Linked DNA regions of Mus musculus: all the other regions are linked to region 2. A link is a loop called in an ENCODE intact Hi-C map of the cell type or tissue named here. Cell type or tissue: heart. All regions are shown on one strand.

Region 1 (8,000 bases), 640 kb before region 2:
GTGCCAATGCATTGCTGAGGAGGACCCAAAGCAGTCTGTTTCTTTCTTTTTCTTTCTTTCTTTTTTTTTTTTGTTTTTTTTTTTTTGTTTTTTTTTTTTTGTTTTCGAGACAGGGTTTCTCTGTATAGCTCTGGCTGTCCCGGAACTCACTCTGTAGACCAGGCTGGCCTCGAACTCAGAGATCTACCTGCCTCTGCCTCCCAAGTGCTGGGATTAAAGGCGTGCGCCACCACTGCCTGGCAGTTTGTTTCTTGTAAAGACTTACTTATCTCATGTGTATGAGTGTTGTGTCTGCATGTGCGTCTGTGCACCACTTGTGGACCTGATGCTGCAGAGTCCAGAAGAAGATACTGGATCCCCTGGGACTGCAGCTGCAGATTGTTGTGAGCTGCCGCGTGGGTGTTGAGAACTGAACCTGGGTCCTCTGCCTGAGTAGCTAGTGCTCTTAATCACTGAGCCATCTCGCCACCACCACCTCCCCTTCCTGAAGTCATCCTTTTTTTTTCTTCTTCTTCTAAGAAACCATCTATTTGGATGGTCTTTCCTTCCATCTTAGCTCCGAACTTTGTCTCTGTAACTCCTTCCATGGGTATTTTGTTCACCATTCTAAGAAGGAGCGAAGTATCCACACTTTGGTCTTCCTTCTTCTTGTGTCTCATGTGTTTTGCAAATTGTATCTTGGATATTCTAAGTTTCTGGGCTAATATCCACTTATCAGTGAGTGCATACCATGTGTGTTCTTTTGGGACTGGGCTACCTCACTCAGGATGATACCCTCCAGATCCATCCATTTGCCTAAGAATTTCATGAATTCATTGTTTTTAATAGCTGAGTAGTACTCTATTGTGTAAATGTACCACATTTTCTGTATCCATTCCTCTTTGAGGGGCATCTGGGTTCTTTCCAGGACTGCCCCACCCGGGGATCCATCCCATATACAACCACCAAACCCAGACACTATTGCATATGCCAGAAAGACATTGATGACACGACCCTGATATAGCTTTCTCTTGTGAGGCTATGCCAGTGCCTGGCAAATACAGAAGTGGATGCTCATAGTCATCTATTGGATGGGACACAGGGCCCCCAATGGAGGAGCTAGACAAAGTACCCAAGGAGCTGAAGGGGTCTGCAATCCTATAGGTGGAACAACAATATGAACTAATCAGTACCCCCAGAGCTTGTGTTTCTAGCTGCATATGTAGCAGAAGATGGCGTAGTTGGCCATCATTGGGAAGAGAGGCCCCTTGGTCTTGCAAACTTTATATACCCCAGTACAGGGGAATGCCAGAGCTAAGAAGTCGGAGTGAGTGGGTAGGGGAGCAGGGCGGGGGGGGGGTGGGGGGGAGAGGGTATAGAGGAATTTCGGGATAGCATTTGAAATGTAAATGAAGAAAGTATCTAATAAAAAAAATTAAAAAAAAAGAAACCATCTATTTATCTATCTTTATTTTCCAGTCTGTGCGTCAAACGTGCTTTAAGTAGAACTGTGCTGTGTCTTCTTGGGAATGCTTGCCACTATTTTATTCACAATTTGAGTTTGATCTTCGGGATCCCATATGTAGGATTATGGGAAATGGCTCAGTGGGTGACGTGCTTGCTGCATGAGGACCTGTGCTCAAATCCCCAGACCTTGTGTAAATAGTCAGCTGTGGCACCTGGAGTCTGGAGGGGCAGAGACAAGTGGACCCTGGGGGTTCACTGGCTAGCTGATTGGAGAGATCAGGTGAGCTGCAGATCCACTGAGAGGTTCTTTCTCAAAAATGAGGTGGATGCAACAGGGGAAAATATCTATCTCTGCCCCCTACCTACACACACACACACACACACACACACACACACACACACACGTTCATGTGCACATTTGTCCAGACCCAGGTATCTTTCCCAAAGGCTGTCTTTGGGTGACCCTTTTTGCACCACATCCCTTTCCTTTTAAATATTTGCTCTAATTGGTTCTTTCAGATCAGTAATTTTATTTGTTATGACAATTTGCCTTATTTGTTCAGCATCATTGGGTGTGGGGTACTTTAGAAATGGGTTAGTCTTACCAGTATGCTCCTCACTTGGCTAGAAGGCAAGAGAGCAGCATGGAGAGTTAGAGCCCTATTTGACCAGCATACCCCAATGAATCCCAGCTGAGCCACTCTGTGGGTATCAGATTAACAGTAAAGGTAATTAGTAGTGATGATGATGATGATAATAACAATTCCTGGTTTGTCCTTAGAGTTAAATGAGACTATGTGTATACAGTGTCTATTGCAGGGTTTAACGTTCAGATGAACCAAATAGAGGGTAACTAGTCACTAGGTGCTAGTAACTAAGGGCTAGTACTCTTTGTGGTTTTTGACATTTGAACCAGCATTCTTATTAATTACATTTAAATATTGTAATTGAAGTTACTGTGTTGTATCAGTATTCAAAAGGCCAGATCAGTTACTTGCAACAGGCATGTTAAAAACAATTTATAAGAACCCTCACATGCTGCTTAAAAAAATTCCACCCCGTCCCGTGTATGCGTGTGTATTCGTTTGTGTGTGTGCCCATGCATGGTGCATGTGGAGACCAGGGGTCGATGTTGGGGCCTTCCTTTAGTTTCTGCTCCCCAGTTTTAGGGACAGGGCCTCCCAGTGAACCCAGAGCTCACAGACTCAGCTACACTGACTGACCCGCTAGATTTAGAGCGCCTTCTGCCGTAGCTGGGATTACAGTTGAGCAGCTGATGTGCCTGGCCCTTTAGTGGATGTTGAATCCAACTCAGATTCTCACCTAGCTCTTTGGCTCCAAAAATTCTGTCTTAACCTACACCTTCTACATGCAAGTGTGAGCCCGTCTTGATCACACACATCTTCTCGAGTGATTTCTGGAATCCACTGCATGTATCACAGAATGGATTTTTTTAAAAAGAGACTAATAAAAAGGGATTTTATATTTTAAAAGGACCAAGCATTCTGCAGATGAAATGAGACACTTTTAAAAAGACACTATTTGTTTTGGTTTTCAGACATCCTTTTGGAACAAGCTCTGCCTGACTTTGCTGCCCAGCCTCGGAAATTCCAGGATCTAGGAGAACCACGTGTGGAACACATCAAGGGAGAAAGGCTTCCCAGGCATCAGACTGTATTGTTTTTCTTGGAGGTTGGAAAGAGCTGCTGCTCAGAAAAATTTCCAGGGTTTCTGCAATTTGTTACGCATCCAAGGTCATTTCCTGGCCTGCATTGCCCAAAGCTCCCGAGCCTGAACCACCAGCCAACGTGGAAGTAGCCTTGTGTAGGGGCCCTACAGCCCGGGGGTGAAGTGTGGGGTCGAGGGAAGGGAAGGAGAAGAGGAAACTGGAAGGAAACCCCACACAGACTGCGTTGTTTGGTGCTTCTCTTTGCCCACTCCGGACTGTCTTTCCCTGATACTCCACTAGAGGGCAGACGCCACCAACTGTGCGTGCTCTCTGAGGAAGCTATGATACCCGGACCTACAGGATAGGTCCTGGCATCTCAGGAGGATTTGGGTAGCAGCCTGGGACGCAGGATTCCTCAGGAAGTAGCTCTCAAGACTTGCTGGAAAGAACCTGGACTGTGGCATCCCTACTTTGCAGGGACCTGAGTTCAGAACCTTGGTGTTTGTTTTTCCCAATTTATTTGTAAAAGTAGGATACAAAGTAGCACACTTCCGTGAGGCATTTTCACACATGCTCAGTTTGGATGGGATCTCCTTTGCATCCTCTCTTCCATCTCTGGTCCCCGCCCTCCCCACAGCCGCATTCCTGCCTGTACTCTTCTACCCCTAGTAATCCTCCAGCCTTTGGAACCAGCTCTCCCATTACCGTCTCTTTTCCTTTTGAAATGGTGCTTTGGGGATGAGTTATGGTAGATGCTAGGGCTTTGGGGACATTTCCTGAAGGGGAAGTGTCAACCCTGCCTAGAACATACTTTTTTTTTTATGGTAGAAAGAACGTATGTATTTGAAGGTAGAGCTTTGATCAGCTCAGAGCTGATGGTCCCTGGAACCCGGTGTTGAATTGTAACTGGCTGGCCACTGCCTTTAGGGATGGTCACACTCTACAAGGCTCTCCTCCTCCAGCCTGAAGGTGGTCGTGAGGTGTCCTGCTCCCCCTAACTCAGGCACGCTCCTTCTTCTATCTCCTGCTCTGGGTTTGAGGGCCCTGACTTTGAACAACTGCTCCATGTGAATCACATCTGTCATTGAAACAGTCACAACAGGTGCCCTGTCCCATTCCCGCTGACCCTAATGTCCCCATTGTGCTTCCGCACGTGTGAGGCCCTCTGCTTCTGGTGCCTTTGAGCACAGGCTGGGATTATGACTTCTGGCTCTCCCATTTCCCAGAAAGGATGATGAGACCCAGAGCAAGGGAGTGCAGAAGCTTAAGACTTGATCTCGGGTCATCTGATCAAGAGGCATGGCTCATGACTGTTTCCCACAGTCCTTTACTGGAGTAGGAACTTGGGTTCGACTTTAGAGAAAACCTGACCCCATGACCTTCAGGCTCCAAGGTGGGGCTCTCAGGAGACCCCACCCTTTCCTCCTGGTGCTCTTCATAAAATGGAACAGGGCTCTGGGTGGGTAGAGGGTGCCCTTTGAGGAAGGATGTGCTGGGCATACGTGAGGGAGGGTGGCTTCTAATCACACAGTTTTACAGAACAAAGCACCCAGAGATTGAAGACCAGCCCCCCTTGAATGTCTGTGTTCCATGTCTAAGTCCAGGGCTTTTCAAGTCCAATTAACACCCAGAATGGAGCCCTTTAGGTGTTGCCCATGTCTCTGATGGACTTTAGAATGTCTGGCTGGATGCCTTATTGTCTCCCCTCTTCAGCCCTGTACCAAGCCTGCTGTCCTTCTGTCAGCCACATGATGGCATAGCAACTTAAGTTTCTGGCTGACATCTCGTCTCAGGACAGGGAGGCCCTTCAGCTCTGTTCAAAGGGAGCAGAGTGGAGCAAGGGAGACTTGGCACGGGACTTGGTGTTTGTGAGAACTCTTAGTTTTGGTGTGAGGAGGTGAAGGGATGTAGGATTCTGAAGAAGTTGGAGGGGCTGTGCTGAGGATGGTTGAGGCGTCAAAATCAAATGCAGCACAAAGCCCATTAGCAGATGCCAGGCAGGCTCATCTCTCTCTATATATAACTATACAGCCATCATCTCTTCCCACCCCTAGGTGACCTTTTCTCCCTCCCTTTCTTTTAAAAATATTTACATGACAGTGTGTGTGTGTGTGTGTGTGTGTGTGTGTGTGTGTGTGTGTGTTTGGGGAGGGGTATGCACATATGGGTACCCTTGCAGGCCAGAGAAGGTGTTGGAAATGAACAACTATGAGTATCATTCATTTGTCAAATAAGGAAAGCTTTTGATGATTCTGTTTTTATAAATCCCAGTGGAACACTATTAGGAATGACAGTGACATAGACACAGTCCTCCCTGTCCAGAGGGCTAGGAAGATATGCCATCCTGGTCCCATGGTGCTGAGCCCGAGGAGAAACCCTTGCTCTGGACAAGTGAGTATAGGAGAAAGATGGAAAAGGGCATGGCCTCTGCTTCAGAAAGGTTACCTGACTGGGGCAGTGCATCCTCTGGTTCTCTTGCTGTGTGTCTTCACACACTGGAAACACTGAGGGAATCTGACCTACAGAGGCACACACAGTCTTTCCCACCTCTGGTGGATACTAAGGCACACGTGTTCTAAACTCTGGTGTGGGAATGTCCTGGGATCCTCCTGTATGCTGTCTGGGGTCTAGTGATGAAGACACAGGTCGGGTCCATGCTTGTGCTTGGAGGGAGGAACACCCTGCTCAGGTCCCGTCTAGTGGCGCTAGCATTGGCCAGGCCTTCTTGGAACTGTGCTTTATACTGGCTGTTCCCCACTTGGTTGGTAAAGGTGTGTGTAGAGGAGTTGTGTGCTTAGTTCCCCCCGCTTGGATCTTCCCAGCTTTCAGCAGCAAGGATGCCCGCCCAGCAGAAGCCCTTTAGGGCTGAGAACTGAGACCCACCAGGGATTGATGCCATCTCTACAGCCTGGTGGATCATGACCTGTAGGCAGACTGTGCCTGAGATACACACTGTATTAATATTCGCTAGAGGAACAGAACTGATTGAATGAATATCTGTGCAAAGGAGTTTAACTAGATTGCCTCACATAAAACAAACAAACAAACAAACAAACAAACAAACAAAAGCCAAATGGTCCAGTAACAGCTTTTGTATACTAGAGATGCTGAGACCCTCTGGTCCTTCCATGCATGAGGCTGGGCACCTCAGCAGTCCCAATCTCATGCTACAGGCTGCATGGATTCCTGGGGAGGTGCTAGTCTTTGGATCATGTTGGAAGGACAAAGAAATTGGGTTCTGATGTCAGCAAAGGATGGCACTCCTATCACCACCACGGCCATCATCATTACTATTCTCCTCCCCCTCCCCCTCCCCCTCCTCTTCTTCCGCAGCAGATGACGCACACACCCACTATTTAGAAGTGAAGGCAGGCAAGTAAGAAATACCGCCTTTTCCTCTAACCTCTTTGTATCCGGGCTGCCACTGGAAATTGCTCTGTCCCATGGGGAAGAGTCTTCTCCTCTCAGCCCATCCTTTCCTAGAAATGGCCCCACAGACATGTCTAGAATTGTGTCTCTCAGCTGATTCAAGATCCGATCGGACTGAGATTAACCTCATGCACACAGGGAGCCTCCATGAAGATCGGCTGGGAGCACCTTGTGAGCACTCCACAGCTCTACCCCAGATGGCTGACTTGATGCCCAGAGACAGGGGCCCTCCAGTGGGTGAGTCCACTTCTCAGGGCCTTCCGCAATCTCATAATCTGCAAAGTACCAAGTCAATGATGCCCGGCTCTCTGGCTGAATTCTGTCAGTGGCAGTGGCTCCAGATGGGGTGTCCAAGCTACATCCATGGTGAAGACAGGTTGTCCCCAGGACCTGGTCTGCTCTACAGAGCCTGCTCAGGGGTCCCCAGGGACCCCTGCATTCAATCCCCTTGACTCAGATGAGAAGTTGGCTTTGTTTAGACACATCTATCCTCTCCATGGATAGAATGAGGTCAGGCTGATATAGAGGCTGTAGAGACATCTTCCTTGTTCATCCCTGGCTCTGCCATAGTAGGCTCTGCATGGTACCCCTAACTCTCCCTGACTCTCATCCCTTTACCCCACCCCCAGGTTCCTCAGTCTCCATGAGGTGGCTGTGGAGCTGAACAGACAAGGTCGCTGTCAGGGCAGATACACCTTGCATGAAATCCCTGTATCTTAAGCCACAGAATTAATTTTTTTTTTTTACAGAGTTTGTAAGTTTTGAATAAAGAAATCTCTGGGTCCTGGAGCAGAGCCAGGAAGGCTGAAATCCCTGTCTTCTTCTGTGCCATTTTCTTGGGAGGGTCTGTGATGTCTATGGACCATTCTCTGTGTCTTCTGTGGGAGCTCCTGATAGGGACAGCCCTCTTGGTCTCCTCTCCAGGCACGGTCAGCAAGAGGCCTCCTGCTTCCACAAACCCAAAACATCTGGGCAAGACAGCAGCAGCTGAGTGTGGCTGAACCTTTAAGGAGCTTACAGGCCAGTGGGGGAAACTGACCGGAGATGAGGCTTCATCCCTGCATCTAAAGCGCAGTATTTTCTGGGTCTCTAAGTTACATAACACCCAGCATCCTCACTAATGTCCGGCCAACCCTCGTCCGTATCCACCAGGCTTTACTGAGTACGTCCTACATTCTGGGAGCTGAGCTGAGTGGACAGAGAAAGGGTAGTTGAGCAAGGTCATTTATCCCATGACGCTTTGTGCCTCCTGGAGAAGCAGAGGGTAGGTGACCCTTCACCAGTGAGTGCCGAAATGGCAATCCTTCCATGCCTACAGTCCCCTCTGTGTGCAGGGCATGCTGGGAGCCTGGCTTTGGATGTGTACCTGTCTTTGCTAGTCACATCCTTTCCCCACAGTGACACCGTGCAACTGGAACAAAGTTCTCTGTCCTTCCTTTTAAAGGCTTTTGTTGTT
Region 2 (8,000 bases):
GTTAACAGAAGAGAAGAGTTGGGGGGTGGGTCTGATGTAAACAAAGAAAAGGGGGTCCATCTGGGGATATGGCTCAGTTGGCAGAGTGCTTGGCTAGCATGTCTGAATCTCTGGGTTCAGTGCCTAACACCAAATAAATCCAGTGTGGCAGTATACACCATTTATCCCAGCACTCAGGAAGTGGAGACAGGAGGATTAGAAGTTCAAGGTCATTCTGGAGTTTGGGACCAGCTTGGACTCCAAGATATCCTGTGGCAGAGGAACAAAGAATCATCAAGACAGGCCAAATAGTGGTATGCAACTGAAGCTTGATGTCAGTCAAAAGAGAAAGCAGGGATGCAGGAAAGGCACTCAGAGAAAAGAGACATTGACATGTAATGTGGACCCACTAAGGAGGCAGAAGGAAGCAGCATTGCCCACCCTGGCCTGAAGACTGAACCCGGATTTTAGAGATTATGTAAGGTAGTTTGGCAAACTCAAACTCGCATGTGTGTCACACTTCCCATCCTTCCGCCCATGGGAGACAGCATTCATCAATTCCAGCCCACACCTTTCCAAGCAACCTGAGATGAGATCTGCTTTCCATCCTTGGTGTAGGAGTGCCAAGATAAGTGAGGTAGAGCCTTGAATACCTTGTTGACTAGTTAGTAGCTAATTGGATAGGCAATGGGGAGCCATTAAAGTCTTGTAAGCATGGGAGTGACATGGTGGGAAATGAGAGCTTGTAGTTCAGGGTAATTAATTTGGCAGTGCTATCTAGAATGAATGGCTTCCAGTGGTTAGAAGACTGAAGGCCAGCTATTGGGAAGGTTGCTGCAATGGTTTGTGGGGAGCAAACATGTCTGATATTGAATGAAGACAACAAAAAGGAGGTGCAGATGTCAGAGCCAAGAGTTATAGAACCCAGCAGATGCACTGGGATGAGGACAGTTAGGGACTGGAATGTGACAAGACTCCAAATGAACTTGGAGGTTCTCTGTAATTACCCTAGCAGAGAATTAAGTAGTATTGCCATAGGGAGGGGGACCTGGGATTGGTGAGGAGGTCCTGGACTCCGTATGGGGACAGGGGGAGGAAGAAGAAACTGGAAAGCAAAACATGGATTTAGACTCATCTCCTCTATAGAGAGCAGCTTTTCTGAGCCAGAGCCTATCAGAGAACTGAGTGTAAGGGGAAAAAATCACTTAAAAGCAAACATTGTTGCCCTTTGTTCCATGAGCAGGGTCTAAAAGAGGTTCCTGTCTATCCAAATATCTGGAAAACTGGAGAGTCTTAATTAGTAATCAGAAAAGGACCCCAGGAAGGGAAAGAATATAGACCTGCTCACTGTGTTCTTCCAGTTTCAAATGCTTCCCCAACCCAGGTGATTTACACTCTAGTAACTAGCAATGATTGACAGGCAAGAAGGTGTCTAGCTCACTTTTATTTTTCCCCTAGGGGACCACATTTGAGTTTCTGATTGTTTTAAACTCAGACACAGCAACTGTGTTAAGTTAGGAGAAATTTGCCCCCCACCCTTCTCTGGGATCTTTCTCCAAAGGGAGCAGACTTTATCTCAGTGTTTCATTTTGTTTTGAAACAAGGTTTCACTCTGTAATCCCCACTAGTCTGGAACTCACTTTGTAGACCAGATTGCCTCAAATTCACAGAGATCTGCCTCTATCTCGACTAAGGCTTGAAGGGCCTTACTTTCTTTTCTGGAAGATGTTTCTAGACTGACCTAATCCAATTGGTTGAAGGAGAACCATCAAGGAAGCTATTGAACAACAAGAATCTATCTCCACCACTTTGCTACAACAGTGTAATTACTACATTCTACAGTTTATCCTTATGAACACCGATAGCTGTGGCTACTATCAGCTTCCTCAAAGAAGCTTCTCTTTATAGCAATTGGAGCCCTACCTAGAAAACCACAACTGGATACAAGGCAGAGATCATGGGGGAGGCAAGGCCCCAACGGATACATCTACATCACAGCTCCACTCTCTACGGCTCAGGGAACATGGTAGAAGAAAGTTCAGAAATATTGGAAGAGCCAGAAGAGTAGGGACTCTGCTGTGATACAGTCTCTCATTGAATCAACATAAATAAAACCAGAGTGATATCAATATTGATATTGATATTAACGTTGAAGAGATCCTGTTTCTAGACTTGAACTATAGGTAACTATGAACATGGGGGGGTAGAATCAGCCTTTCTCAGGATGAGCATCTTTAATTAGTTGTTCAATGCAGAGTGGTCAGCTTTGAAGCCATATACACACCACCAATTCAAAACGGACGTAGCAGGTTTGATTTATATTTATTTGTGTTTACACACGTGCATATATATGCAACAAATGTAATCAAAGACCAAGAGCTTTTTTTGGGGGGGGTAGGAGTGGGAATGGGAGGGGGAGTTACTAGGAGGAGCTGGAGTAAAAAAATAAACAGGAGAGTGATGTAACTCTGTTTCAAGTAACAACTTAAAATAAAAATAAAAAAAATAAAACAATATTCTAAGACAACCAGCAGATGTATTTTGAGACTTCTGTCCCAGAGGAAGTTGTCTATTAAGCTGTGTGCTTTGAAGTGTTTGTTTAGACTTAGAGAAGTCAAATGTGATGGTGCAAGAACATCAGCAACAGGCTAACCAATAGAAAGTCCTGAGAGTAGATGCTACTCAGAAAATGAGTCTGGGGAATCCACCCATCTGATTTGAGATAGAGGAGACCATTATAGCACTGTGTACAGGCACCAGCGGATAGTCTATGGCCAGGGATCATTGCAGAGCTCAGATTTAGGTGTTAGAAGCCTTCACATCCCATCCAGATCATCTGGAAGAATGGGCCACAGCTAGGCAGGTGAATACACAGGCCATGGCAAAGATCACTGTGTGCTTGAATCCAATCCACATAACCAATCAACAGCAACTGGCAGGGGGTGTGGGAGGAGCCTTCTTAAACTATTTAACTAGATTTATCCTTTTTTTTTTTTTTAAAAAAAGCATTTTCCAAACCAGAAAATTAGCAAAGTACAATGTCTCCCCATTCTCCCCCCACCGCACACCCCTGAAACACACTTATTTTTGCCACCTTCTGGTAGATAATAATATTTGTGTTGTTAAATTTTTCAGGTTTTCTGGAAGGAAGGTGGGGGTGTAAAAATGAACTGATTTCATTAGCATCTTCAGAAATAAAAGGAAATGGTGGCTTCATTATTGAGACAGAGAAGCCAGCTCTCACATAAGGATATTCACCACCCAGCCTATTAGTGCTGATATTTCCTACTGGAGTTTGGGGTAGAGGTAAGCACTTAATTCTCAGCTTTCCTTAAGTATCAGCTAGTAGATGGGTGTGCTCCAAAGGGAGTTAAGCTCAGAATCATGCCTTATAAAGATAAGACTCGTTAATTATCTGGATTTTTTTTATTATCCAGACGTTATTAATACCTCTCCAGGATGTCTGTCTGCTGTAGATGAGCCTGTGCATTTAATAGCAAAAATACCAGTGGGAATAGGAAACTAGCAGACACACTGGAGTTCAGATGCAGCTAGGCCCCTTTCATGGGTTCAGAAGTCCTTCACCAAACTGACCAAAGTTTTCTTCACAAAATAGTGGCCTGCCAAACAGTTTCTGGATCCTTCATGGAGGAAAAAAAAAAAAAAAAAAAAACACGGCAAAAGAGCTTGAAAGAGACCTCTTCCCATAACACTAGTTACTGGCTAGACATATGCATCCTACAATCACAAAATTTATTTTAGACTCAGTCATATCTAAGACTGGAAACCCCAGACTGTCCCATCCCAAAGTAAAAAGCGCCAAGTTTGTCGTCTGGTCCTCCCACCTTCCTCCTTCCAGAGGGTTGTCAGTCAGCTTCTAATTCCCTTTTAGTTTTCCCCAGCCTCGGACCGAGCTTGCAGAGAGCTGCAGTTACCAGCGAGTGCCCCAACGCGGATAACCGGATTTGTCTCCTCCTCCCAAGCTGGCTGCGGATAGGAGACACCGAGTTACTGCCCCCGAGGGAATCTCAAAAGTAGACAGAGCCACACGTCGCCGACCGATCCTTTCTGTAGCTGGGTTAAAGAGGAGAGGGAGGATCGGGGCGCAGGAGGCACCCCATCTTTCTCCTCCCTCCCTCTTCTCCACCTCCCAAATTTGGCAGCCTTGTGTAGCTCCCGGTCTGGGGTCTGGAGGGTGGAGAGTGTGGGTGCGGGGGCCGGCTGGAGACGCTCTCGCTAGCGCTGCCTGTGGCCAAACCCGCCTCACGTCCCCTCTCGGCCGCACACGCGTCCACCGCCACTCGCGCGCTCGCTCGCGCTCTCGCCTGGCTAGGTCCCTCCTGCTCTCGCCCGTCTCCTTTTCCTTTTTTTTTTTTTTTTTTTTTGGTACCATAGAGTCGCTCTGAAAACAGAAGATAGAGGGAGTCTCGGAGCTCGCCATCTCCGCCGATCTCTACATTGGGAAAAAAAACATGGAGTCAGCTCCGGCAGCCCCCGACCCCGCCGCCAGCGAACCGGGCAGCAGCGGCTCGGAGGCGGCCGCGGGCTCCAGGGAGACCCCGCTGACCCAGGACACGGGCCGCAAGAGCGAGGCACCGGGCGCGGGGCGCAGGCAGAGCTATGCGAGCTCCAGCCGAGGTAGGAGACGCTGCGACCAGGCTCCGGGCAGGGGGGCGGCGGGAGCGGTGCGCCGAGCCCGGAGGGGACCAGGCACCCCGGGGGAGCGCGCGCTCGGGGAGCGGGCGACACGCGGGGTCCCCGGGACCGGTGCACGCGCGCGCGAGCCTATCGTGGTGCCCTGAGCGACCGGCACCCCCGCCCCTCCCCCCGCGGCCCCCCACAAATGTTGCAAACTTTTGCAAGCCAGTGCTGGGCTTGCGGGAGAGGGCAATGGGGGACGGACCCGAGCGTTGACAGCCAGACGACTCCAACCCCACCTCCCCCTTGATTGCATGTTTTATTTTCTGCAAAGAAGAGCTATCCAAATTAAATACGATTCCCCCCACCAAAAAGAAACCGAGATGGGGGAGTGGGGGTAAAGAAACTTTTAAAGCGGTAGTGTCCTTTTAAGAAGGGGGAGGGGGTCTGTTTGTGGCTACTCGCTTTCTCGGTTACCTTTTCTGCTTTTGACAGTTTCCCTCATACCCATCCCCACCACCCCGCGGTAGGAATCGAGAAGTGTTCGAATCCTCCCTCTCCCGGAAAAGCTTGGAGGTTCGGGAGGAGTGAGAGACCTAGAAGTCTCAGGGGGCGGAAGGGGGGCGACGCGGGCAGCTTCTCTTCTGCAGCTCTTGGGGGTAGGCTTGGAGGACAAGGCAGAGAGATCCGGGTCCCAGCGCGCGGGATGTTGTGGAGTTGATTTTCCCCGCCGGGCAAAAGGAAGAAGCGCAACTTTGTAGCCGTGGGTTCGGAGCCCGCAGTCCTAGAGGAGGCTGGCAGGGGGCGTGTGCAGCGCGCGGAGGGAGGGCAATGGTGGAGTGGGGCGCTCCACGCGCGATTGGAGGGAGCGGCTGCGAGGCAAACAAGCCGAGAGAGAAAGCCGAGAAAAGCACCCAAACTTATTTCTGCTCTGGGAATCCTCCGCTCGCCGCGATGCCCAGCGTTTCTGCCGGAACCTGGGGTTGATCGGAGTTGAGTGCTGGTTGGCCAGGGCTAAGGAGGCAGCCCTTCCTGGGCCTTTGGTTCATTTTGTGTTGGTGTCTGGAGTGTGTGAAAGAGAGGACCTGGGGAGACAAGGGTGCTTGCTCCTCTCCGGTCGTTTTCCAAAAGTGGTCTAACCGGGGGAGCGCGGGTGGGGGGAGCTGACTTCTTTCTTAAAGGTGTCAGAAGCTGCTGTGGGATCCCCACCCCCTCCTTCGGGGGTGGGGGATTATTTATTTGAATGCTCCTGGAGTTTGCAAAGAGCAGGAGGAAGCTGCAGCTTTAATTACTGTTGTAAATAATGTATAAATCACGCCTGTCACTCCGGAGGAAGCAGGCTCCTGCGAGCCACCCAGGGGCTTGGGACAGAGTGGATCTCTCCAGCCAGGTTTGGCGGCTATGGGGTCTGTGGGGAGACGAAGGGGGGACCGAGAGCCCCTCCCTTCCTCTTGGATGTGTTAGTTGGAGGTAGGAACATGGCTGATCATGTGCTGGCTGTTTTACAGTATTCTCCCCTCCCGCCCCACCTTAGCCACACCCCCTGTCCGGGAGCTTTCCCATTCACGGAATTCAAGTACAGTAAAAGCCATCCGGATGACATATGCTGCTGCTGGTGGTGGTGGTGGGGTACCATTTAATTAAAGGCGATTTCCGAAGAGTGTGTCGAGGCTCTGTTTGAATCAGGGGAATGGGGGCGACAAGGACCGGGACGAAAGGAAAGGGGTGTGTGTGAAGGCTTCGGGTGGGGGGCGGCCGCAACGGACCACCAGTTCTGCGAGTTTGTGCAGAGCTTTTGGCTGCAAGGAGTCTATTTAGAGCCCGAGATTTGGAATGCGAGCGGGTTATGTAACAGGGTTAATCAGAAACGCTGGAGAAAATCCCCTTCATGTGTTTGGAGGCTTTTTTTTTTTTTTTTAAAAGAAGGGGTGCACAGTGTCTAGTAAGTGGCTCTGATTTCTAGTTTGTGCCTTTCTTCTTTCTCTAGCCCCTCCCCACCTCCCCTGCTTTATTAACATCTTCAGGTGTCATTTCTGCCAGGTGTGTTCTTGCAATAGATGGGGTGGCAGGCTGCAGAACCAACTACAAATCTGTAACTCGCAAATTATATAAAGCCGGGGAATTTGGTACCCCCCCCGGCCTCCCCAAAGATCCAAGGAACAAAAATAGAAGCAATGTGCACCTTCCAGGATGGCCTGCTGACCCATATCCCTCTACCCCCTAGAGCCCCCACCCCCATTCTTTGAAGAAACCTGTCTGTTGTCTGTTTCTCCAAGGAGATTTAATGGGAAGGGGGGAAGGAAGGCCCAGACACTCCACTCACATCCGGCACGCAGGCACTAGGTTACATAACAGTCTGAATGGAAAAAAGGAAGGTCAGACATGGAGGCATCCTTTAGCCAACACAGCAATAGTAATATCTTCCAGGAACTACTTGCAGTTGCAGACCTTGACCTCAGATGTAGTATCTACTTCTCAGGGTTGCCAATCTTGGTGTGTGTGTGTGTGTGTGAGAGAGAGAGAGAGAGAGAGAGAGAGAGAGAGTGAGAGAGAGAGAGAGAGAGAGAGCATCTGGGAGAAAAAGAGAGACTATGTAAGTATGCTGGGTAGTTGTGAGTGCTGTGCAAATGGGAAATGTTTGGGTTTTTAGATGATGTAATGGAGTTGGCAGAATATTCAACTCGGCTCCTGGAGTGTAAGCATAAGAAAATTGGAGCTGGCATCCCATATTAATGTTGCATAAATTACAATATCAGAAAGAAATTAACCTACACACTAGGTGATTATGCCTCTTAAATACTTAAAACATAAAAGCACAGGCTCAAAGCGCAAAGCAAACACCACCACCTCACAATTAGCCTGTGCCACCTCCTGGAAGGTGAGTGAAGGTTCTGGGTGAATTGGGAAGCTTCCTGACTCGGGGAGGCGTTTTCCAAGGGGCTTTGAGGGCTTGTTTGCAGCCGGCAGATGCTTGGAGTCTATAGGGATGGAGGGTGTAATTCTCATGACATTGATGTGACCTCATGAGATATTACCAGGGTAGATTTGAGGCTATTGCTACATTCCTACGTCCTAGGAATCTAAGTATGAAACGGATTAGAGGCCTTCAGTGCCTGGGCTTTCCAAATCAGATGTGTGCTTTCATAATCTGGAAGCTTATCTTCCTGTGCTCCTTACAACTCCAAGGGAATGGTAGCAGTCTTAATGAAACCCTTCGATTTTCTAGAAAGTATTAATGACAGCTGGTTTCACTCTGCCCTGTCTTTACAGCACTGTGAAAGAGGCGGAAGAAAATAAAAGACAGGCAAGAACCAACATGATGGGTAAAAATGAAAGGAAAAAACCCACCGTGAATCTTTAATTTTACGTGGCTTTCAGGGGCT
Region 3 (8,000 bases), 640 kb after region 2:
GAAACTTGGATTCAATTCCTAGTCTCATTTTAAACATCCTTCCTGCGGTATCCCTTACCAGGCAGGGATCTGCGTCCCATTTAGGGGACCGGTGATGGATCGGACTGGTAGAAATTGAGGACTGAACGTTGAAAATCGAAAACTCAAATGGCTGCCAGTGCGGAGCCAACTGTGTGTGTGTGTGTGTGTGTGTGTGTGTGTGTGTGTGAAAGGGCACTTGCTGCCCAGTCTGAGGACCTGAGTTCTGTCCCTGGAACCACAGAGTGGAAGGAAAGAACTGACTCCCACAGGTTGGCCTCTGACCTCCCGATGTGTGCCATGGCATGCACATGTCCACATGCATAAAGACATAATAAATAAACATAGTTAAAGATAATTAAAGACAGAAGGACTGAATGTGGATGGATGTAAAGAGAGCCGTGCTGGTCTGCAGGGTGGTTTTTAGGTGCAGTTTTCATAGGCAGCCTCTCAATGCTGTTTTTTCAATTGTGTCATAATACGCTTCTGTCGGGTGTTTTGCCATCAGCCAAGCTGAGCACTCTGATGTAAGCATTAGCCAGGTAGAAAACATATCTAAGCCAACGTAGACTCTGTAATTTAAGTCCTGACTTTTCCTGGTGTTCAGTAGCCATATCTGTAAATAGATTCATAGTTCTCGAGACCCCTTTCTCCCGTTTTCCCTTCCAGCCATGGAGATCAGAACACCAATGGGCAAGGTCAGCAAACAGATCATTGCCAAACGTCTGAGAGAGCAGCCGTCAGCTTTGTAACTTACTCTGTGGCTCCTAAGATGATTATATTTAGAAAGGACCATTTATTTGGGCAAAAGTGAACTTTGTGGATGGACGGGTAGGTGGACGGATGCATTGATGAATGAGTCTTCCTAAATATTTCACCATCAATAAAGTTCCTTCATGGAATTTGTTGTCTGAGAATACTTTGTAATGACGGTGTTTGTGCAGGCCTGGGTGTAGCTTGGTTGATGGAGTGTTAGATTCATATGTTCATTTCTTCTTTCCTTAGCACCAAAAGAAATGTCAAAGATGGATTTTTTTTTTGTTTTCTACATATTTACAATGTTTATTGCAGACCAAGCAAAGCTGCTTGAGTCTGTGTGTTTCACATTTGATCGTTCAAAGCCGTAACCTTTAGACACATTACGCTATCGGCTACACTTACTTTATATTTTTCTGATTTAAAGTAAATTTTTAAACATTCCCCTGTCACATCCAGTATAAACTGATGTTTGATAATGTTTCCAGGTCCTTTGAGGAATGACAGGCAGAACTATGCCCCCATCTAGCCACTCCCCAAGAATCCTTCCCATTTGTTCTGGCCTTTGGACTGGAGGATAGAGAGGTTCAGCGCCTGAGCTCTGTGAAACCATCAGTAGTGTGGGGATGACAGGACAGGACAGGCTTTCCCCATAAGCTGTCAGAGTGCTATGCCTAGAGAAGAGGTCTAAATAAGAGCTCAGATTAGCTGATGAGAAATATGGGGTCGGGGGGAAAGGCACTTGAAATAGATTGTTTCTAGATTTTCTATTTTAAGTGAAACATTAGCCCCTGTCGGGTTTTCAGATAGGATAACTTAACCCTCTGCTCTCATGGCTGTACAACGGAAGGCCAAGTCGACTCCGGGCGGTACTTTTCTTTTCTCGGTTTCTGCTTTTATCTGAGGTTGACTAGACATTTCCCAAGCCAATAGGGGCAGGGTATCAATCTGTGTGCACTTCATGGCTCACGCATATGCCTGTTTGTGGCATCCGATGGGCCCATGCATTTGAGTTGAAGAAGATGAAGCTACACAGCTCTCGTGCCATAGCTAATTTCTTTCGGCAGATACCCCATAGAGCTGGACCAGGCAACTGAGTCCCACCATCTCCCTGTCACCCCACGAAGGAAGCTATAAAAATGCCCTGTACGTAACTTTGCCTCTAGTTAGCGTAAATGATAAGTCTGCCGTTTATATGGGGGGAAAAATAGATTCAATTATGTAATGCTTTGCTGAGCCTAATATCTTTAAATTACTCTTTAATAAAATCAATTTGGTACAAATGGGGTTATTCTTATTTGCTTCTCATAGCTCTTCATGATTTTCATTAAGCCTGCTTGGTATTAAGATCTGGGAGAGAACCAAGCTTGGCTTTCCTAAATAGCATAGAACAGCCTCGTGAAGTGCAGCTGGCCTCTGCACAGAGTCATCATTATCACAGAACTCAGTCAAATACTTGTCTGCCTGTCCCATTTATCTTTAGGCAAAGAAGGAGGTTTACACGTGTGTCTTTTTATTTTAATCCATTCCATGTGGTCGAATGCTGGTCAGCATGGTTGTGTTGCTAGTGAAGGGGCATCAGTGCATAGTGTTGAGAAGCTTGGCGTCTCTCACATCAGCAGAAATAGAAGGTTTCTTGAGGAGTCGCAGGAGCTCACTTCTTGCTGGGTTGGTACTTAACCTCTCCGGGTACCGGATGGAGGTGTGCTGTTCTTTCAGAGGCTCGGGAAGGAATGAAACTTTAAGTCACTCAGATTCTATGTCCCGTCAGCAAGTGGGTGACACGAATGTCCTGTTATGCTTGAAAACCCTCCTGTGATTGGAGAGTTCACTATTTCCAGAGGTAGCTTATTCCATGTTAAATCAGAAAGACCATCCCATATCAAGCAGACATGTCTGCTTAGTTCTCATAAGTTCCCTCTGGTTCTGAGCCCACCTTCCCATGCTGTAGGGGACACATGTGATCCTTCCAACTGAAGACTGCTATTTGAAAAGACACACACACAAACACACACACACACACACACACCTACCCATGAGCTCTGATGTCCCTCTGCCTCCCATCTCACTCAGGTTCACCGTTCAGCCACCTCACAATCTTGGTCAATTTCTTCCTCAAATGAAAAACACACTTCAGTTTGTCTGGAAACATTTGACATTTTGATGCAAAAAGTGAGGTCCAGCTGCCTAATATGATATGGCTGACTTGACTAACAAAACAAAACAAAACAAAACAACTTTGTTTCAAACATATTAAGGTACATAAAGAAGGCTCTATAACTCGACTGGGGATCAATCCTAGTGGTAATCCTTGTAATTTGTGGAAGCGGGGGCTTAAGAGTTTATGGGTACTTTATTTGACTTATGTTGATTATTTAAACTACCCAGGAAAAAAATTAAAGTCACAAAAATAATTATAGGAACATTACAAGCTCTTATAAGTTTTGGGTGTTTTTTTTTGTTTTGTTTTGTTTTGTTTTTTTGTTTTGTTTTTTCACAAAGCAGTATCACATCTGAGATGAGGCTGCCCTCTAGTGGATACTTGCTCATGACAGGCAACAGCCATGCCAGTGCCAATGAAATTCCCATCAGGCTAGTGGAAAAGGTCAAAGGTTGTGAATATTTTCTCGACAGCTGTGGGGCATTCTTCACCAATTTCAAAAGTGTAATTCATTATCTTGTGCAGTTATTAGAAATGACTTATTAGATAACGAATCTCTAATGTTTTCTTGGAAGGAAGGAAAGGTCATTTTAAAGGAACAAGTTCTATTAAAGCTTGTTCGTAGCACCCTGTTGTCTGTACTAAATCTGAGTGGCATTTGGTTCCTGAGCAGCTAAACCTGTATTGAAATCCTTGTTTTGTCTATTCTCCATCCTTGATTTTTTTTTCTTAAAAAAAAAAAAAGCCAGTGAAATCTAACATTTTTCATTTTCAAATCAAGGCGCTCTCCCCCCCCCCCTTCTCACACACACACACACACACACACAGAGGATATAAATAATTATAACCGCTGATAATCTTTTTGGCATCAGAAGAAACTGTTTAGCTCCTTGGTTTTGAAGACTCGGGTGGTTTAATTCACCCAAACTTTCAGGTTGTCTCAAAAATAAAGTATATATGATAGAGGATGATTGAGCTTGAAAGAGTTTACAGGTTAAACGACTGGAAATTGGCTAGGGTGTTGCTCACTTGGTAGAGGGCTTGCCTGACATTTAGAAGGCCCCGTGTTCAAGCTCCAGTCCTGCATAAAGCAGGCATGGTGGTGCACTCCAGTAATCCCAGCGCTCATGAGGTAGGAGCAAACTGAAGGTTATCCTAGGAAAGTTGACACAGACCAGCCTGCAAAACAAAAGACAGGGCTCAAAAGCAGACAGAAAAATGAAAATAACAACACACATAAAAGCTCTCCATGTAGAGTCAGAGAAAAGAACTCATTTGAGTAATAGTTTTAGGCTCTTTAGTGAGCTTTGAATTCGGCTTTGCCTGATGTATCAACCATGAAACAATCTTACCTCTGTGGAGGAGCCAGAGGCATCTAAATCCTGAAAATACTGATTTTCCCACTGAAATGCCTCTTGGGGGGTTGCAGGGGGACACACCACAGAGGTGTAAGAACACGAGGTACAGTGGGCTTTTTCATGGCTTGAACTTTGGGACCCGAGCTGTAATAGCAAAGACAACCAACCAAGATGAAAGATACCGCTGGGATTTTAAAGGAGTATGATTCTGGCCTTGCTGATACTCGAAAGAAGCAACTGAACTTTTCATGAAAACAAGGCAAAAACAACAACAAAAAGGGGTTGGGGGGTGCAGAGAAACTGCTGCTTTGGCCCTTTGATCTTAGAAATAAGGTCGTGGTTAAGAAGTGAGGACTTGTGGTTAGGTTGAGATCAGCTATTGAAGCAAATTGTTTTTTTTTTTTTTTTCCAAAGTGCACCACCCAGAAGTGTGATCCGCATGCTGTTTGTATTTCTTTTCTTTATATATATATTTTTTTTTGTTTTGTTTTGTCACGGATTGTTATCTTCATTTCTCACTTCTGATTTCTACAGAACACAGTGCAAACATAAATATTTCTTTCGGACGATGCTTGAGTGTTTCCTGTATGCTAGACCATTCTGGTGCCACCTATATGCTGTGATAGTCAGATTCAAGCTCTTCCTGTCAATCAGGTGTCTCGGGTGGTGAATCAGCATTTTTTTTTTTTTTCAAATACCAAGATGCTGGCAGCCACAGTTAACCAGAGAGGGCTATGCTGAGGGTTTTGGGCTTGCCAGTTTGTAGTTTCTCAGAGGTACATACCATTGGAAAACCAAGACACTTGGCGACACACAAAACTATCTGATCCCACAAAACATTGATTGGTTAAGGCCCACTCTTATATCTATGTGTGAACATGGTTTGATTTCAAGTAATCAAAGAGTTAACAATAAAATATCTTCACGAGTGATCCTAGGACTGGTTCCTGAACCTGGAGTAAAGCTCCTAACTGGAGCCTGTAACAGGCAGATTACTGAGTCCCACCTAGAGATGGCATGGTGGAGTCAGTGTTGGGTCGGGCCCCGAGGGCGGATTTAATCAGCATCCTGGGTGTTTCTGATACAGGCGGGCATCCTTGGGCCTCAATTGTTACACCCTTGTGTTCTAAGCTGTCAGCTTTGGGGTAGGCGGTGGGCTGCTCTACTCCCTCAGTGGTTCCTAGAGACCATCAGTCCTCGCCATCACATGGAAGGCATTTATCTTGTGTAGAGTTCTGTTTCTGGTGATCTGGGCCAAAGCCAATGAGTCAGTATTCACAAAAGTTCTTTTGATGGTCGTGAGGGTTAGATCAGTTTGGAAAGCCCTATTCTGGCCTCCTAACTGAGGTCTAAAGCGAAGCTCCAACAGTGAATGATCTTAGGGTAAACACAGGCTTCCTCGGGGTCCTCTGAAGAGAAATAGAGATGGGAACCCAATGTAAGGGATTTCTGTCATCACTTCAGTAACAGCCACACTTGGAATCGTTTTCTGTGGCCTTGCTAAACACTAGCATGAAGGAGGAAGTGGGTGGAATGTTACCCCCAGATCTCTTAACCCCACGTGACCTAAACAGGAGAGGGTCCTGAGGCAGTCTAGGCAGTCCAATAAGGGCGCTTATGATAATGGCAAAGCTCTCTACTCCTTTTCCTGAATGACACTGTCTGGAGTTCTGGCCTCTGTTTGCAACATTGACTCCAGACCTGTATGTGGGAACTGAATCTCCCAGAGCAGGTGGGGGAGTTGGCCACAGAGTCCAGCCAACTCTAATGGAAACAGCAATGTCTTTCCTGTGTTACCTTTTCTATCTTTTTTTTTTTAATTTAATGTTATTTTTTTCAGCAACAAAGTAAAGATTCCCTACTCCTAAGCTCTTCCTCAGCACTTCCTATGAACAAAAGGGCCTTTCTCCGGCCTAAGCATCCTCTCAGTGTGTCTGCAGTGGCCAAGCTGGGGGAGTGGGGTTAATGACCAGACATCCTACCTCCTACTCCAAATGACCAGACACCCTGTCTCTGATTCCAATAACCAGACACCCTGCCTTTTGTGTAGAGTGAGTTTTCATCTGGAAACGCCAGTAAAGTTGGACTCTGAGTGGTGTGGAGGCAGACAACACTCCAACTGACTCTGGCCCTGGGAGGTGGTTGTGCAATATACCTACCCCATTGCTTGGGGCAGCTTCAATGCTGTGGGCTACTCAGACAGTGGTGACCATGACATATGTAGTCTGTGTCCTTGGTGAGTGTATGCTGTGGTGGGTAATGTTTGAGTAAACATGCCAGCTGCCTTCATATAGGTAACTCCAGCAGCACAACCAGTCTGACAGAAGTAGGATGGCTTGGTGGATGAGCAAAAAGAGAGCTCAGTCACAGGCTTTCCCCAAACCTTGCTAAACGCCCTGCAGCAGGCCTAGAACGGATCTCAGAGGCTCTCTGGTCTCTCAGCACCCAGTATTGTCAGTATATTAGACAGGATGGAACTTTCAAGGTATACAGGCTCTTAGGGATTAGAGAGCTGGAGCTTTTAAAACTTCACACTGCTTACAGAGGACCTGAGTTTTAGTCACAGTGCTCATGCCAGGCCAATCAACCCAATCCAACACGCTCTACTGGCCTCCTGTACTCATGTGCACATACCCCCCACACACATACACACACACACACACACACACACACACACACACACACAGACATGTACTTAAAAGTCAAATTTTAAACAATATATGTGTATTTGTGTGTGCGTGTTCTATTTGAGATTCTGGTGATTTTGGTCTGATGGCCTTGGTGGATCGCATGTGCTGGTAAATTGTAAGCTGCATAGATGATTCTGATTGAGAAATCGCTTAAGTTCAACACCTTTATTTGATGCATGAGTCATCTGGGCCCCCAGTTGCCACACGGTGTTGAGGAGTGGAAAGCCCCAGCCTGCGTGTGGAGGGAAGCGGATGAAGGCATGGGCTCTAGTCTGGATCTGCTGCATGGTAACTGGCAGGTTTTCTTCGCTTGCCTTCTTGCCCTGTTTGTAAAATTAGAAGGTTGTGATTGACAGCTGCCAAGGTCTTTTCCAGAGTTCATGTTTCTATAAGAAAAAAAAATGTTTCCGTTACAGTTGAAAGGTGGGCTGGGGTCTCTCGTTCAAGATGTAGGAAAGGCACACAGAAGCCTGCTGACTTCTTTACTCCCTGTCCCCAACTATAACTGCTTAAGATACTTCAGTCGGCTAACCAGCTCCTTTTGGAAGTGAAAATTCTAAGGTAGAAAGAGGTAATTACTAATGCCAGCTATTTAAATACATTTTAAAACAAGAAGGCTTTCATTAATATTAACAAATATGCCTAAACTTAGTTCTGGCAAATTACAGCCCTGCTTTATCAAGTTCTAGCCCAAAGCCTTTTCCATTTTTGATGGTTGAGTTGAAACCTAGGAGTGGGGTATTAACTGAAAAATGAAGACCACCAAACAGCCTAAACCACTGTATTCCACCGTGATTGTATTCCCAACGGCACACTAAAGCCCCAGATCCCTAAGAGATGTAGTACACCCCCCCATTTCTCCCCAGTGATTAGCAGGCAGAAATGCTGTGCCTCCTGGGCCACCTGCTTAAAAACAAACAAACAAACAAACAAAACAACAACAGCAAACAGAACCAGAAGGAAACATGGAGATCTGTCCCTACTTCATCTGAAGCCAGAAATCCAAAAGAACTTGAG

The links. A loop is a pair of places that touch in the nucleus more often than their neighbours do. Peaks named below come from ENCODE experiments on the same cell type or tissue, not always from the same donor. Only the 100,000 strongest peaks of a DNase experiment are listed, where the experiment ranks them.
Region 1: it touches region 2 in a loop (2.9-fold over the local background); 11 of 42 quality-filtered maps call a loop at or near these places.
Region 3: it touches region 2 in a loop (2.1-fold over the local background); 2 of 42 quality-filtered maps call a loop at or near these places.

What each region holds. Positions count from the first base shown.
Region 1 is chr9:68,011,848-68,019,847 of GRCm38, forward strand. It overlaps Gm20745 (predicted gene, 20745), which reads right to left. Exons shown (of 3, transcript NR_045745.1): 3 at 6,117-8,000. Among named protein-coding and RNA genes, the nearest start is that of Gm20745, 9.9 kb to the right of the region's middle. In heart, CTCF peaks have their summits at 3,412 (motif pointing right) and 4,854; DNase peaks (open chromatin) are centred at 3,314 and 4,924; H3K27me3 peaks cover 1,492 bases.
Region 2 is chr9:68,649,356-68,657,355 of GRCm38, forward strand. It overlaps Rora (RAR-related orphan receptor alpha), which reads left to right and starts at 4,431. Exons shown (of 11, transcript NM_013646.2): 1 at 4,431-4,617. The coding sequence starts at 4,452. Gm31325 (a long non-coding RNA gene) reads right to left here and starts at 4,436. Exons shown (of 2, transcript XR_379584.1): 1 at 4,370-4,436; 2 at 3,712-4,053. In heart, CTCF peaks have their summits at 4,274, 4,494 and 5,410; DNase peaks (open chromatin) are centred at 4,176, 4,376, 6,096, 6,936 and 1 weaker place; H3K4me3 peaks cover 3,035 bases; H3K27ac peaks cover 2,289 bases; H3K27me3 peaks cover 749 bases.
Region 3 is chr9:69,293,287-69,301,286 of GRCm38, forward strand. All of the region lies in intron 2 of Rora (RAR-related orphan receptor alpha), which reads left to right. Gm46153 (a long non-coding RNA gene) reads right to left here. Exons shown (of 2, transcript XR_001779364.2): 2 at 7,134-7,369. Among named protein-coding and RNA genes, the nearest start is that of Gm46153, 8.3 kb to the right of the region's middle. In heart, a CTCF peak has its summit at 3,313 (motif pointing left); a DNase peak (open chromatin) is centred at 3,325; H3K27me3 peaks cover 483 bases.